Linked DNA regions of Mus musculus: region 1 is linked to region 2. The links are chromatin loops, found by intact Hi-C in ENCODE. Cell type or tissue: heart. All regions are shown on one strand.

The links. A loop is a pair of places that touch in the nucleus more often than their neighbours do. Peaks named below come from ENCODE experiments on the same cell type or tissue, not always from the same donor. Only the 100,000 strongest peaks of a DNase experiment are listed, where the experiment ranks them.
Region 1: it touches region 2 in a loop (2.0-fold over the local background); 4 of 42 quality-filtered maps call a loop at or near these places.

The regions. Positions count from the first base shown.
Region 1 is chr3:49,752,858-49,760,857 of GRCm38, forward strand. Pcdh18 (protocadherin 18) reads right to left here and starts at 4,459. Exons shown (of 4, transcript NM_130448.3): 1 at 1,521-4,459; 2 at 683-768; 3 at 427-590. The coding sequence starts at 4,007. In heart, CTCF peaks have their summits at 3,185 (motif pointing left) and 4,649; DNase peaks (open chromatin) are centred at 3,404 and 4,504; H3K4me3 peaks cover 4,693 bases; H3K27ac peaks cover 2,033 bases.
Region 2 is chr3:49,501,831-49,509,830 of GRCm38, forward strand. No RefSeq gene overlaps it. Among named protein-coding and RNA genes, the nearest start is that of Gm22480, 14 kb to the left of the region's middle. In heart, no CTCF peak of the experiment used is centred here; no DNase peak of the experiment used is centred here.

The sequences.
Region 1 (8,000 bases), 250 kb after region 2:
TCCCATCACAGGAAATGCATCCTCCAAATTATAGTCCAGTTCACCACTATCCACCGAACAGGCTGTCTGAATACAAACAGGCACCTAGCAATTTTCTGGAGTTGCTTAGGAGCGCCCAATGGCACTGGCTGGATAAGAAAGAGGGAGGGGGGCGGGGCTTGGTCTTCTTTCAGTGCTCTCTCCCCTTCCTTCTCCTATTAAGCCTTCACATTCATTCCTTCTCTACCAACTGCTTATTGTGGATTTTGAGAAGAAAAAAAAAAATTAAATGTCTCACGCTTGTCCACTGCTAATAGTGCAGAGATCCCACCTATTTCCAGTGTAAAGGAAAAGGACAGCAGAAACAGAAGCATGGGAGAAGCTGTTCGTCATCCTGGCTCTGTGGTAGCTGTGAAAATAAAGATTTAGCTATCACGGCCCTCTTACCTGCTGGAATTCTCCCGTCCGTGAGGAAGAGGTCACTGAATCCTTCTCCCAGGAGCCTGTCTATCGGAGAATCGCGCCCCAAATCATAATCGCTATCTCCTGCTTCGCTATCTCCACGGCCACTGTCTTTCAGGCTAAATTTATCCATGTCTTGAAGGGCATATCTAGAAAGATCAGTGAAAGAAACACACAGTTTTTTACTCTTCGGCATTTAAGTTCCCCGAGACTTAGCAGCTGACACCAGGGTAATTCATACCTATAGCTCCTGGAATATTTGTTTCCTCGAAAACTTGGCCGTGGCTGATATTGCCCCTGGTGAAGCATGGAGAGAAGCTGCGAGACCTGCTGGAAACCAAAGAGACAGAACTGACTTCTGGGGGAAACAGAAAAAAACACTCCTCACGCATTCACGTGCATTAAGGAAGAAAAGGGAATGCTAAGCTCACACTTTCTATCTGTCAGGGGTTTACTTATGCTAGACCATGAAGAGGGCACAGCCAGACACCAAACCCAGTTAAGATCCATTACAGAGAGATCTGGCTGCTCTCAAAACACAAGTGAGTTGTTCCTGCTTGAAAGACTTTTAAATAACTGCCTTCCTTTACAGTTTAGATAAAACTGTAAAAATAAATAAATAAAATAAAATAAAAACTCAGTAAAATACACTGTTAGTTCAGATAATGAGACAATGCCAGAAAGCCAGAAAACTGCACAAAGTTTTCCAAAGACAGCATGCAATTGGAGTGAGATTCTCAAGAGCCAGGGTGTTGATTTCTCAGGAGAAATTTTAACAATGAGAATAGCTGGGTCCCTTTAGGTTTTATTTTTTCCTGTCTCAGCATCTTACTCTGAGAAGTGCAGGGACTCTGATTAACAGCCCCGTGTGAGACATCACACCTAACACCCGCAAGTGAATTATTTATAAAAATAGAAATAAGCCAGACGGTGTACTTGAGATAGGTCCACCCTGTGGCTTGAGTTCTAGTGGAACTGCCTACTGTCATCTATCAACGACAACCTTAAAGGTGTGATGACTGTGCAGCCTCTGAGCATCAGCATCTGGCTTGACCAGGCCCTGTAGTGTCTGATCTTACCTCAACAGCAGGAGTGGCGTGGGTGAGTTCTAATGAAAAATTCTCTGGCACGTGGTTTGATGAGATGGTCACCAAACTGTTGAGTGACTGGTGACTGTTGTGACTCTGGCGGCTGCCCATTTGTCCCCTCTCCAAGGTTGGGGATGAAGATGGGGAGGATCTGTGGTGAGATCTGATGGGCAGAGTGCCATTGATGGTGGGTACCAGTGTGATGTCTCCTTTGTGAATCTGCCTGGATGGCCTTTTAGGATGATGCTGGTACGTGGATTCTGCCACCCTGCAGTTGTAGGATCTGGTGTCTTTCTTTTCTCTATTACACCTCGTTGCAAACAGGACCATAATAACCAGCAACACAGCACAAATTGCTCCCAAGGAAATAATTATGATCATGGACACATCCAAGGATGCGCGGCTGACAGAGGTCATGGCTGTGCTTGTCACAGATTCTGCATAGTCAAAGACCATGCACCTCAGAAGGACTTTGGTGTGCAGAGGAGGACTGCCCTTGTCCTGGATGATAACTGAGAGTGCCCATTCCGCAGAGGGAATGGATTCCATGCTGACGTTGGTATGAATGTCACATGACCTAGGGTCCATGATAAAGATGTTTTCCTCATTACCAGATACTATGGAGCAGCTGAATTCAGCATTGGCACCAGAGTCCCTGTCGACCACCCTTATTCTTGTGACATGAAAACCACTTTCAGCTCCTTTGGGGATGGATATTTCTGCAGTATTATTGTGCATTGCAGGCCCTATAACCACAGGGACATTGTCATTCTCATCAATGATGGTCAGCACAACGGTGGTGTTGCTGGAGAGTTGCTTCTGACTCCCTCCATCCCTGGCTTCCACCACAAAAGTGATCTGACTCACTTCTTCATGATCAAAGATCCTGAGGGCATAGATGGCGCCATTAGAGGGGTCAATGGTTACATACGTGGTGATGGAACTTCCCAAGACAAAACTCTCCAAAATGGTGTATGTCACATGTCCGTTTTCACCAAGATCTGGATCAGTGGCTGTAACTGTGGTGATATACGCCCCTGGTGAATTATTCTCTGAGATGACAAATTCATATCGGCTCCTCTGGAAGCGAGGTGGATTGTCATTTATGTCATTGATTTGAACAGTAAAATGTCTCACTGAGGAGAGGCTTGGTGTTCCCTTGTCCTCAGCAATCACAGTCAAACTATACTCAGATCTCTTTTCTCTATCCAGAGTGGCATTGGTCAAGATCAAGTAGTTATTTTCATATGTCTTCTGAAGTTTAAAATGTCCATGCCCATGAAGCTTACAGATTATTTCCCCATTCAGCCCAGAATCCTTGTCTTGAACCCTGACGATAGCAACGAATGTATCAATGGGATCCCCTTCAAAGACATAAGATACTTCTTCTTTTCCAGGGGACATGAGATTTATGCTAATTTCAGGTTTATTGTCATTGACATCCACAACCTTAATTATAATTTTGCAATGAGCAGGAATGGAATTGGGACCCAAATCTTGGGCTTGAACGTCTATCTCATAGGACTTGGTGATTTCATAATCCACTGGCTTGAAAAGAGTCAAGTGGCCTTTTTCTGAGTCGATCTTAAAAGTCTCTATAATTTTGGGAGACACATGACTGCTGAAAGAATACACAATTCTCCCATTAGCGCCCTCATCTGGATCGGTGGCATTTAGATCAAGGAGCAAGGTTCCAACTGGGGAGTTTTCTAAGAGTTGTATTGTGTAAGAAGGCTGCTCAAAGGCCGGGCTGTTGTCGTTGGAATCCGAAATGCTGATTTTCAGGATGGAGGAGCCAGACCTCTGAGGCACTCCCATGTCGGAGGCGGTGAGCTGAAGCTCGTAGCTAGCCTTCAGCTCCCGATCCAACTCTTTCACCACTATGAGTTCAGCGTACTTGGCCCCGTCTGTCCTGGTTCGCACTTCGATATTAAAATAATCATTAGCAGAGAGCGAGTAGGTGTGGAGGGAATTTTCCCCAACATCTGGGTCGAACGCACTGTCCAGGGGGATACGAGTCCCAACTGCTGCGCTCTCCGATATCTCAATGGGAATGACGGGTCTCGAGAATTGGGGGGAATTGTCATTAATGTCCAGCACGTCCACTTCAATGTGGAACAGCTGCAGATGCTCGGTCGGCAGAGTGAGCACATCAAACTCTATCGAACAGTTCAAGTTTTTTTGGCATAGTTGCTCGCGGTCAATTTTAGCCCCTATGCTGATTTCTCCGGTATTCTCATTTACGACCAGGAGAGGAGAATTCCCCCGTGGCATGGCTCGAAAACGAACAGCAGAAGGATTTGGTAGCTTCAATAAAACATCAGCCACATCTTCTGATAGTCTAGCAATTACCGATCCGACCCTCTGCTCCTCATAAATCCTGTATTTCAGATTCTTAGCCAGGACATCGTGGCTGAAAAACGCCATCAGAAGTGCAAGTGCAAATCTAAAGTGCATTTTAGTATTCATTTGGTGCATTGGTCAGTTGCTAGATTCCCTTCTCAGGGCGAGTTAGAAGAGCCCAGCAATCCCTTCAACTTCCTCCCAGCCACTCAGAGCTCTAAGCCACATCGGGTCTCAGAGTCTTGAAAGCGACTCTTAATCACACAGCAATTAAACAGCTCGCAAACTTCAGTTTTCATACACACCGTTTGGCGACTTCCAGATAGGAGCGTGAAGTCCCTTCCTGGTAGGGGTGGCCGCTGGTCCTCCTGGCTGGGAGCAGCGTGTCACCTCGGCCTGGCTCCCCGCGTGGACTCCGTCCCCATCTATTGCAGGGTGCTGGCGGAGTCTGCAGTCTGTGTTTCCCGGGCGATTCTTGATTTTCCCCCCTTTCCTTTTCTCTGCTCCGCTGCAGACTAAACACCGGTGATTGCTGACTCCAGTCTGAAAATCTCTACAACTTCACTTCAACTCAGACAAAGCTCTTTGCCTGGCGTGTGTTGAATCGCTTCCAGCCAATCAGCGAGCTTCCAAATCCGAAGCTGCTGGAGTCACCGGAGCGAGGGAGGGCGCGCGTGGAGGGTGGGAGCGGGAGGGTGGCGGGCGCGGGTTGGGGACCCGCTAGGGGCGCGGGAGCGCGGCCGGGGGTGGGGTTCAGCCCTCCCGCCCCTCCTCCATCTCCATCCACTTTCTCCAAGCGTGCCGCGACAAAGGGGAGACAAATTACAGCAGGAGAGCGGTGTGGGGGTGGGGAGACCGGGAGGGAAGGAAAAAGAAAGGAAGAAAAAAACTTTAAATCAACTTCTGGTCGCCTGTATTTATATATGGCACATTAAATAGTTCTTGTTTTCTTAATTGATCTTTTCTTCTGCTACAAACATGTAATCATCTTGCTTTTTTCAGGGTTCCTTAACTGCTGGTTTCACTTAAAATACCTCCAAGTGAATTTTGTCGGTGGAGGAATTTAATAAAATGGGGAAACTTGCTTCTAATTATGCACACACCCCCTCCCCCTCGGCGGGTCTTTTCTCCTCCAAGGAGCAGCAAGCCGATTTTCTTGGAGCTCTGTTTTAAAGAACAGCCCAAGTGGAGAGGTTTCATTTTCTGCTTTCTTTCATCTTTACTCTTTGAAGATAAGAAAGGGGCCTATCTTGCACTCCCGATTTCTCTTAATTAGCAAGATTTAAAGGAACACCTCAGAGTTTGGAACTAATTAGCAAAAAAATTCTACCTTATTTCAGCCCTTTCTTTAGCTTGAGCAAAATTGTTCCATATATATATATATATATATATATATATATATAGCCTTGCACTTAAAAAAATCCTATTTATTTTGGGCAAAATTGATAGCTTGGGTAAAATTGGTAGCCTTCGCCTAGCGAATTCTTCCAATAGAGTACTATCTACCCATAGTGAGTTTTCACAATGAGTTCTGAGGAGACATGGACTCAATAGTTTACAAGTCAAATTTTTATAATACATACATTATTTATGAAAACAGTTTCCAGATATGTATTTTAAAAACCCAAAGGTTGTTTACACTGAGAAATAAAATGCCTGAGCTGAAAATTGCATTTTGTGTGCATCAGAGTGCTGGAAATATCTCAGGAGGTTGGTGCTGTATCCAGGTCACGGGGTTGATATGGTATTCTTATTGGGAAATATGATTATTTATGATGCTCCTTCTGCTCTGCGGCTCCTTTTAAGTTTATCACTCTGGCTCCATTCTTGCTCACCCTCCCCACCCCCCCTTTGCATTATCCCTCAGCTGTCTTCAGCTACTTGCAAATTCTGTGCTTCACAGAATCTCCATGTAACTTATTTGACATTTATTTTTCTCCTATTTTGCCCCCCAGAAACACATTTTTTTAAAAAGTAATTTTCTGATTTTTCCACTTTGCTTACTCTCAGCAGAACTCAGCTATAGTCACAGAGAAGGTACTCCCCCAAGAAGAAACCAGAGAAGAGCCCCAATACAAACTCTCCTTCATTCTAAGCATTCAAAAACATTTTATGAGCCATTGTCTCACCCCCATTCCCACCCCCAGAAACCAGTGCTGTGTGTCAAATTGTGCAGACTAGGATGTCTGCTATGAATGTGTTTAGTGCTATGTCACTCTGATGAACACTCTGCCCCCCCAATAACACCATTTTACAAGTTTGCAACCCTTTCAAATTGCTGATCCCCAAACCCTATAGACAAACTCAGAAAACTACCATAAGCAACTGGGACTTTAGAAACTCACAGCCATCTGGCCTATGTCGCTAACAATCTGAGCCAATAATTATGTCAGTTCGGGCTTTAGAGAGCCTCTCTGTAAAAGCCAAAGGAACAAAAAAAGGAGTTAGTGACTATTCAAAATTAGGGAGAGAATTCCAAAGACATCTAAGTCTATCAGTTTGAGGACTTTCATCTGTGAATGTGATAAGCATACTGCCACAACGCATGCCTTGGCTTGGTCATCTTCATTTATGGGATGCGTCTTACATTTGCTTAGAGCACCATGCTTTAGCAAATCTTTCTCTTCCTCCAGGCAGTGTGCTTGCCCATAAATATTATGAAAATGACTTCATCTTCCAAGGTATTCACCATAAATTGACAGGTGAGATGTGGCCATTCAGAATGTGTTTCTGTGCTTATGACTCTAGCAATCTTGGAATCATCTCGCGGATGCTTGCAATCTCTTTACACTTAGAGCAGAGGCTAATGTCTTCCTGAGTGGTTTACATAGCTACTTGGTCTGGGATAGAATCTATGGGGACATGATACCTCACCCCTTTAATCTAAGCACTTGGGAGGCAAGTGGAACTCTATGAGTTCAAAGCCAGCTTCGTCTGCATTGCAAATCACCATTCAGTAAGAGCTATAAAAGGAAACAATAATATATCTCTTTTATATGTTTCATTAATTCTAACAATTATTTCTTACAACTACAAAGAAAGTACAAAAACACAAACAAACAAGCAAACAAACAAATTCCTATCTCTCAGACCACACCTGAGAGAGATGAGGGTTTTTTTTTTTATTATTATTTTTTAACCTGGTCTCTTGACCTTGGCCTGATACAACTTATTTCTTTAGACTTTCACAAATGTGGGAACAAGTACATGGCCTTCTCCAAGAACTTCTTAGGCAGCCAGTAGAAGAAAGCAAATAGCATATTCCTAAAAGTCCATCACCTTGATGTGGCAGCTTTTTTGATTAGGAAGAGGAGTGTTTTCATTGCTTGACTACTGTGCCCATGTAAGTGAGGTCAGATATGTGAACAAAGTGGTCCTGTGCCTCTGGATTTGAAGTTGACTGGGTCTAGTCTGTTGGGCATACTTTTTTCCATGATTCCCCTCCCCTCCCTCCCCTCCCTCCCCTCCCCTCCCCTCTCCTCCTCTCCCCTCCCCTCCCCTTCTCTCTCTCTCTCTCTCCCTCTCTCTCTCTCTCTCTCATTTATCCATCTACAGGCATAGGAAAATGGGTTCGTGTATGATGACATGTCTGTAGGTAAATGATGTGGTGGGTCGGTGTGTTCACATGCATGTGTAAACATGACTTCACATGTACATGTGCCATTTATTTTGATTCCTTTTTTAAAGAAAAAGTGGTATTTCTCTGTCTGAATCATTAATATTTTCCACCCTCCTAACAAGTGAGGTAAGAGCCTCAGCTAGACAGCCCAAACATCTCATATTAAAGGAAAAATGTCTCTTTTGTGGTCAATATGTAAAGTTAAGAATGCAATTCTAAAATGCACATATGCATTTGGTAAACATCATAGATATTAACCTACATCCCATAACAACATACAAAAATGTAAAACCAGGTAGAAGTCTAGAGTATGCACTTGTAACTCACTATATCGCATCTTCTCTACCACCAAAATAAAGCACATAGTTCATCCTCTTCTAGAATGAGATAACATTTCAATCTCCCCTGATATTCATAGGAAATGGCTCTCCTTGACACCATATGGGCAAAATAAGCCACAATAATTGCTCTACAATCTATTCTGGTAAATTAGAAAATGAAAAAAAAAA
Region 2 (8,000 bases):
GGCTCAGTGCAACACATTACACAGTGTTAATCATTCCACATCCTATAGAGTCAAGATCTGCTTAATAGTTTATCTGCCAAATGAATGAGTTCTGTTCCAGCCTTTGAAGCTGCTTCTGCCAATTCTTCCCTTTCTTCTCAAGTTATTCCTTGAAAAGTATCAACTGCTCAGTACTTTCCTGGACAAAACGGTGGGGCTATTTATAGGGAGTCAGACTTGTATGCAGAATTCTCTCTACTCTAGGAATAGAGCCTGCAAATCAGCTCTTGGTTCTTCCTAGAGCATCTACTCAGCCTTCTTGACTTGGTGAGTTCTCCAAGTCTGTGCCAAAGTCTAAACCCTTTTATCAAGGCAGAAACTGGCACTGGGTTTCCTTGATGCGCTTTCCTTTGCTTCCCTCCTAATGAGTGTCATGATTCTTGTTGGCTTGTTTTTTGGTGTGAGAAAGAATCTATTTTCATTCTCTACTTTGTGTTGTTAGGGTATTTCTAGTGAGTTTATAAACTTGTTTCCTATTAATACATCCATTAGAGGTTTTATTAGATTGTGCATAGATTGTGCATCTCTTTTACACACACACACACACACACACACACACACCCTATCTTTTGATTTTCCTGAAGTCTTTTCCGTATAGTGTTTGTTATTCCTCTCTATACTGCCCACCCCCAGGTACTACCACATCTGATAACAATTTCCCATAGCACAAAGGACTTGATTTATGTGTTGCAGTGGCCCGGGCACATATTTCTTTCTTCGAGTCTCTGCTTCTAAATTTAGCTTGTGATTCACCTTCTTGCAAACTTTTTGTTTCCCGATTTGCATTCATTAAACTGATGGATCACTTTTTTTTTAATTTTTCAGATGTGTGTTTACAGTATTTTATTTATAATTATTTGAATGTCTGGACTCATTTGGGTGTTTTTCTTGGAATAAGGTTGTAATTGATATTTATATTTTCTTTTCCTATGCCATGCTCCATATTTTAAAAGATGCTTCATAAATATTTTCACACTTTCTGCATTTTACAATATTTTATGTCAGGTGCAGCTGTTCATTGTGCCTATTCATTATGACTTCAGCAATGAGGTTTAATCTCAAGGATTAAACTTTTTTTGTAAAAGAATAAATGTGGTATTCAATATTTTCTGAAATAGTAATTCTTTGTGGAGGAATTCTACTCAAAGTTGACTGTAATATAATTAATTCAGCACTTGTGAAGAAATTGTCCAATGTCACTGGTCATTCCCAACCTTATAGTGTTAGCTTTTCTCTCAGTGACACACATCATTTTCATTAGGGGATTGTTGCCTTTTGGACAGATAAAGGTATGTGTTTTGATTGTTGATGATGGAAAACATTATTCAGTACTAATTGCTTTTTGTGGGGCCCTTGGTGGTCTCTTCAAATGCATCCTTATTCTGAGATTCATTATGATCAATTTCTGATTTAAAAAACCCACCTGTACCACCTACAACAATAAGAACAGCAAATAACTATAAACAGCATATTGTTGTATTTTCAATGCCATGTTGATTTGCTTGGTCTTTAGAATTTGTTTCAGTATAATTTTAAAGATACTCAACTTTTGCTTTAATTTAATAAACTTATTTTAAATAGAAATGTACTAGAATAAAGCAAACCTTAAGTGTTAAGACAAAAAGACATTGATAATCATAAGGTGAATACAAATGAAACATGAATAAGTCTAATGAAGGAAGCATACTATACAACAGAAGAAAGGAGCTGTCTACCTATTGGAGGAAATAGAAGAATGTTAAATTGTTAAAGTCACATGCTGTGGATAATGAAACTTAGCATTACAGAGCTGCCAACTCTGGCTCAGAACAGCTATTCATATACTACATTTAATATAGTGCACAACAGTTTCCAAAGTCCACAAAAGCCAAAAGAAATATTAGAAAAGAAGAAAAATAAAGAAATCTTCATATACACAGAAGTGGTAACATTTATATAATTCTAACAAATAAATTAAAAGTAAGACACTGTCGATGCAAGAACTGTATTCAAATAAGAACATTAATAGCACATGTTCTAAGAACATTACCTCCACTGAAACAAAAGTGATTTTCATTATAAATACCTCCAACAGATTTCTCTTCTATTTAAGAATAGCTTTATTAGTAGTATTCCATTTTAAAACACAGATAATGTAAATACTGTGTTTGAATAACATTAAAGATGAGTATTTTCTTAAATACTCGTTACACTTTCTTCCTCGTCTTTGATTCTTTTTTCTTCTATTTTAGCCATGTCCTTTTACTTCTTATCCATCCTTGGCTCAGAATCTCCCTGCCTGTCTTTCTTGCTCCACTCTGACATTTCTCTCCTCCTCACTTACTTATTCTCTCTTTCTCTCTTTTTCTGAAATCATTATACACATTTCTTTCACATATAGCAGAATTAAGTGCTTTGTTTTACTTGTTCATTATGAACTGATTCGGACTTAATAAGGAGAAGAAGATGTTTATACTGCAGGCTTCTAACGTCCTGCTTTTATTTTGGTTGATGGTTTGGACAGAGCCTATGAAGAGTATTTATAAAGAGAAACAGATGCTCCTGGTAAATGAGAGTCCATTTGTGGTCCTTACACTGTGCCTCCTTCATAACTGCACAGTTCAAGTTTTAATTTAGTTTTTAAGTCTTTCAAAAATATAACAGTAACTACCAGACAACCAGGCATGGAAATGCCTGGCAAGTAATTAATTATGAATTTTATTATAAACACTGCAAAGCTACTAGCTACTCTAAAAGAGGAAGATTGAGAAGGGTCGCTTAAAACATTGCAGAGAGAAAATAGCCAATTGGCATTTCTCTAGACGTTTTTTTCAGAAATTATATTTCAGGAAGGGTAATGTGAATATGAGTAACACGTGGGCAGAGAATTCCTGTGAGAAATCAAGAGCGACTGACTGCATGGTGCTGGGAGAGGCGTTCCATATTCAGACACTTGGCAGGAAACTGAGTCTCTGAAGAGGGGGTGTGGCTGCTCTGTATCCAATGAGATGCAGTACGATAATTCACTATCTAAGGCACAGGATCATATGACCAGAATAATAAATGGTGTTAGTCTGATTGTTCTTTCAGTGGATGAGATCTTCCTATAAAAATCAATGTGAAAAGAGACATGGTAAGTATTTTCTGGAGTTTCCCTACATTTGGCCCAAGGATCTGTAGAAGAGAGATTTCTTCGTGGAGCTCTATGGAGCTCTTATGAACAAAAATATGAGCCACAATGGATCACGTAATGCTTTCTGATATTTGTGACTGCTGAGTACAGAGAGCATGGCAAAAGGTTTGATATGTCTCCCTCAAGACTTGTCTGAGAGGCTCTTATGCCATGCTGGGTTCTACTGCTGAGTCAAGATTTTGAGAGCTGCATACAAGATGAGAGAAGGAGAAGGAGGGGGAGGGGGGAGAGGGAGAAGGAGAAGGAGAAGGAAGGAGAGGAGGAGAAGAAATGAGAAAAGGAGAAGGAGGAGAGAAGGAGAAAAGGGGAAAGGGGAAGTAGAAAGGAGAAGTAGAAGAGGAAGAGGAGGAGGAAGAGAAGAAGAGGAAGACGATGATCAACAACAACAACAACACTACCAGCCTGAAAATTAAGAACTATCAGAGGCAGAACATCTATGACAACACAAACAAGAAAAGATGGAATGAGATAGGCGAACTTTCTTTAGAATGATCTGGTCCTATTATATCAGCCCTATATTCTTGTATACACAAGAGAATTACATATTGTGGATGTTCCCACTTATGCTTGATTATACAAAGTGAATGTAAACAAAAGCAAAGTACAACCCAATGTAAAAAAAAAAAAAAAAAAAACAATATGGCCTGAGGTGAGGTGGGGATGTTGCCATTACTTTAGAAAGGCCCTGGTCTTGTTTTCTTCTTGTGTATAAATGGCATTCTCAAAGTAGTTTACATGGCTTGACATTTAATTTTCTTTTGGTTATTTAACCAGTGGATTCCCAGTAACACTGTTAAATATTAGATCTGACTGTCTTGGAGAGAATGTTTTAAAATTGAATTTGTAAAGATGTTTACTTTATGAATATAAAAGGTGCCATCAAATCCACCCAAGTCTTGAGTATAACAAGATGACAGATATGGAGAAGAAGATGATGCCCTCTTTCTGAACTAAGATATCCACTGGTGTCTCTCCTTGCATGAAAATGCTTGAACTTCTGTCCTCAAGTAAGAACATAATTGTGCATATTAAACATCCAATATGTATACAATAAGCAATGATTTTCTTTTAAAACTCATCCTATTATCTACTCAAACTATAAACCTTTTACATGTATACATGTGCTCCTCAACAATTAGAATATGAGTTGATATGTCTGAGTGCAACGATTTAATTTCCAAAATGAAAATAAAGCTTAATAGGAAAATAGATGTGCTTATAGGACACATGTGAAAATGATTAAAAAGAATTTCCTGAACCAAAACACTCAACTATCAAATTCAAATCTAAACCTCAGCAGCAAGTTTTAATATGTTGTTTGGTATGAAGAATTAGTTTTGCTTCTAAATTGTCCATGTATATTTAGTGGTAAATTTTTAAGGTGTGTTAAAAACTAGTTGGAAGGAAAGAGAGTGATTAAAAGTAAAAATCAAGCACCTCAAATGAAAATAATAACGCTAAAATTTATGACATTTCAGAAACTGACAGGCATTGATCTTCAAATATTAGGTGTAATAGTTTCTTTTAGGAGAAGTACATGTGGGTGAAATCATCTTACAAAGAAACAAAGAAATCTATAGAGGGAAACCTGTAATCATAAGACATTGGATGTTTTCCTTTAAATTTTAGCTTGCACAGGTCATATACACATATAAAAGGATTGTTTAATTCTGTCAGTCCTTACATTTGCCATTTTTATTAAACCAGAGTTTTATAAATTTGAGTGTGTGTGTGTGTGTGTGTGTGTGTGTGTGTGTGTGTATTTATGCAAACACAGATGAATATTGGAATAAATGTGATTGGTATTGATGGTGTACTATGTAAATAATTTTATAACATATTTCTTTAAAAATCAAATCACAGCTGGGTGGTGGCACACAGCATTAATCCCAGCACTTTTAAGGCACAAGCAAGCAGATCTTTTGAGTTCTAGGCTAGGCTGGTCTATATAATGAGTTCCAGGACATCCAGGACTACATAGTGAGACTCAATCTCAGAAAACCAAAAAGCAAAACTCAAAAACCCAAACAACCAACCAACCAAACAAACAACAAAAACAAAACCAAAGAAAAACAAAACTAAATCCAAGGTCTAATAAATCTTATTATTGCTATCTTTAAATAGTCAGCCCTAGATTTTTTTTCTTTTCTGTGTACCACCAGCACCTGAGCATATGATTAAGAATTAAAAGGAAAAAAGAGAGTGAGGGCACTACTGGTTATTTTGGCAAATGGCTGTCTGCTCTTGGATTGATTGGATTTGATTCCCACTCAAGGTTGAGACAACAGGACACACTGATTGGATGAAACTAAGAGCGACCTCTGCTGACTACCTTTTAATAACTTTTAGAAAATTTCCATTTGTATTAGTAGTGTACTTTCAGGAGAAAAAAAGATATGCATACATATCAGAAACAATTTCTAGAGTTAGCACAATAAAAATCTTGATAATAATATTAGTATATCAAAGTTAAAAGAGACCAAAAAGACATGCACATTACATTGCTTTAGAATGCTCATTCCTCAGCAATGTTTCTATTTTACATGACATTTGGCATAAATGAATATAATACTAACAAATCTAAAGAATGTGAAGTAACAGAAAATAGCGTTATCTTTAAATATCCCTAATAAAATTATTATAATGACCATTTTTGCATAATATTTTTACAACATTCAATTCATATATAATGGCAATGTGGTCATAATCTTCATTATATAATCCATTTTGTTATAGCAACTGTTTCCAAAGATAGCAAGAATAAAGGACAATTTATTTGTTCCATTCATTTTTTTCACACATTGCACTACAGATTCATAGCTTTGAAAACTATATATAAGGAGAAAATACAACCTCAATCGATAAAAAAATATGAAGTTTAAAAAAATCATTAAATCCAAAAGTAATATCTGTACACAAGGTTGGAAAGTGATTTTAGCCACTTGAAACTTCTTTCCTTCCATAACTTATATAAAAATAGTGATCATATTTTTTGAAGTGGTTGATTCTTTCAAACAAGTGTGTAGAAGATAAAAGAATAGGTCTGCTACAGCAGATCTTTTTGGTTCAAGAAAGGGGTTTATCTGGCCATTCTAAGATCCTCTCCTGTTGCCAAAATTGCTTTGTTGTTTCTTCTGTCCTTGTCCTTTGGAGATGAGTTTCTTCACTGGTGACCTTTATTTTGTTTTAAAGAATTTTGTCTATGTTGCGTCTGAGAGTAGAAGATGTGTGTCCACGAAACCCACACTTTCACATATCAGAATCAGCTTGTGCCACAGGGCTTAGGGTTCTTCAGCTTTGCAAGTAAAGGATTCCTCACTTTTTCTGTCCCACATTTCTATCCCAGAGTCTTTCTTTGTGCATAGACAGTCACTCATAAAATATTCTCAAACTGAGTAATGAACCCAACCAGCTGAGAGAGGATAATGAAGACTATTCCATATATTTACTGTTAATATTTTTCTATCTACTTTCTTTCACTAAAATTAAGCTTTTTTAAAATATTTTTTATTCTTTATTTTTTTTTACAGTCCAGACTTTATCCCCCACCTGCTCCACATTCCCACTGTTTCACATCCTACAACTCCTCACCACCCTGTCTCTAAGAGAATGTCTCCACTCCCTCGCTCCAGCAGACCTCCTTACTCTCTGGGTCCCCAAGTCTCTTGAGGGTTAGGTGTATCATCTCTGACTGAGTGAATTATTTTAAAAATATTTTTATTTTATTTTTAATTGGGATTGCTCAAGCAACCCATTCAAAGCATAAATACACACTAGTCATTTTCATCTACATAAGTGATTTAGATTCTGAAAATGTACATGATTTAAGACTCATTTTAAATTGTGTTTTATATTTATTTGCATGTTTGCTTAATATACTGTTGATTCTTTTGTGGTTATTGTTACTGCCACTTAAAACTTCCTTTGAAAGATACTGTCTATACAATCTAGTAGCATCAGTCACCATAGTATAAATATGTCAAATTAAATTTAATCACAGTGTTAATTCCTAGTAACTAACCTTTATCTACCAATCAATTCTGAACTAATATGAATCAGGTTATTGATTTTTAATTATTGCCTGTTGACATCTGACTTTTTATCCTCTTAGAGAATAACAATAAACGTTCCTGAAAGCTCAGGCAATGTTTAACAATCCCATGCCATGTTTTCAATATAACTATAGTTACTTCACTCTGTGTCTGCTGATTTTATGCTTTTCTTACCTTTATACTTGTTCGCATTGTGCTGTTTCAACTTCAATTTGCCTGCATATTTCTCCAGTTTTAATCTCCAATTATAGAGAAATGATTATAAGTACTGCTCTTCAGATTCAGTGAAAATTTCAGCATTTCCCCAATGAGTATGTTCATTGTGCTTAATTGTTGTTGGTAGTAAAGCTTAGTGCCTTATTTAAACTCATTTATGTTCTGTTTTTCTCCAAGCACAATTAATTCATTATGTTTAAAACCCTCAATAGTCTGTCTTTTAATTTTCTGTAGAATGAGAACAGGCTTCCACATAGTATATACAGTTTTCCAACCCTGGACTCCAGGCCTTGTGAAAAGATATGTACATAAAACACCTGCAGACTTCATGGAATGCTAGGAGAACTAAATAATTAGTTAACAGAAATATACACTATCAGCATATACTAAGTAGTAACTTTTCTTTTTTTCTTTTTTTTTTTTTTTTGGTTTTGCTTTTTTTTTTTTTTTTTTTTTGGTTGGTTGGTTTTTTAAGACAGGGTTTCTCTGGCTGTCTTGGAACTCACTTTGTAGACCAGCCT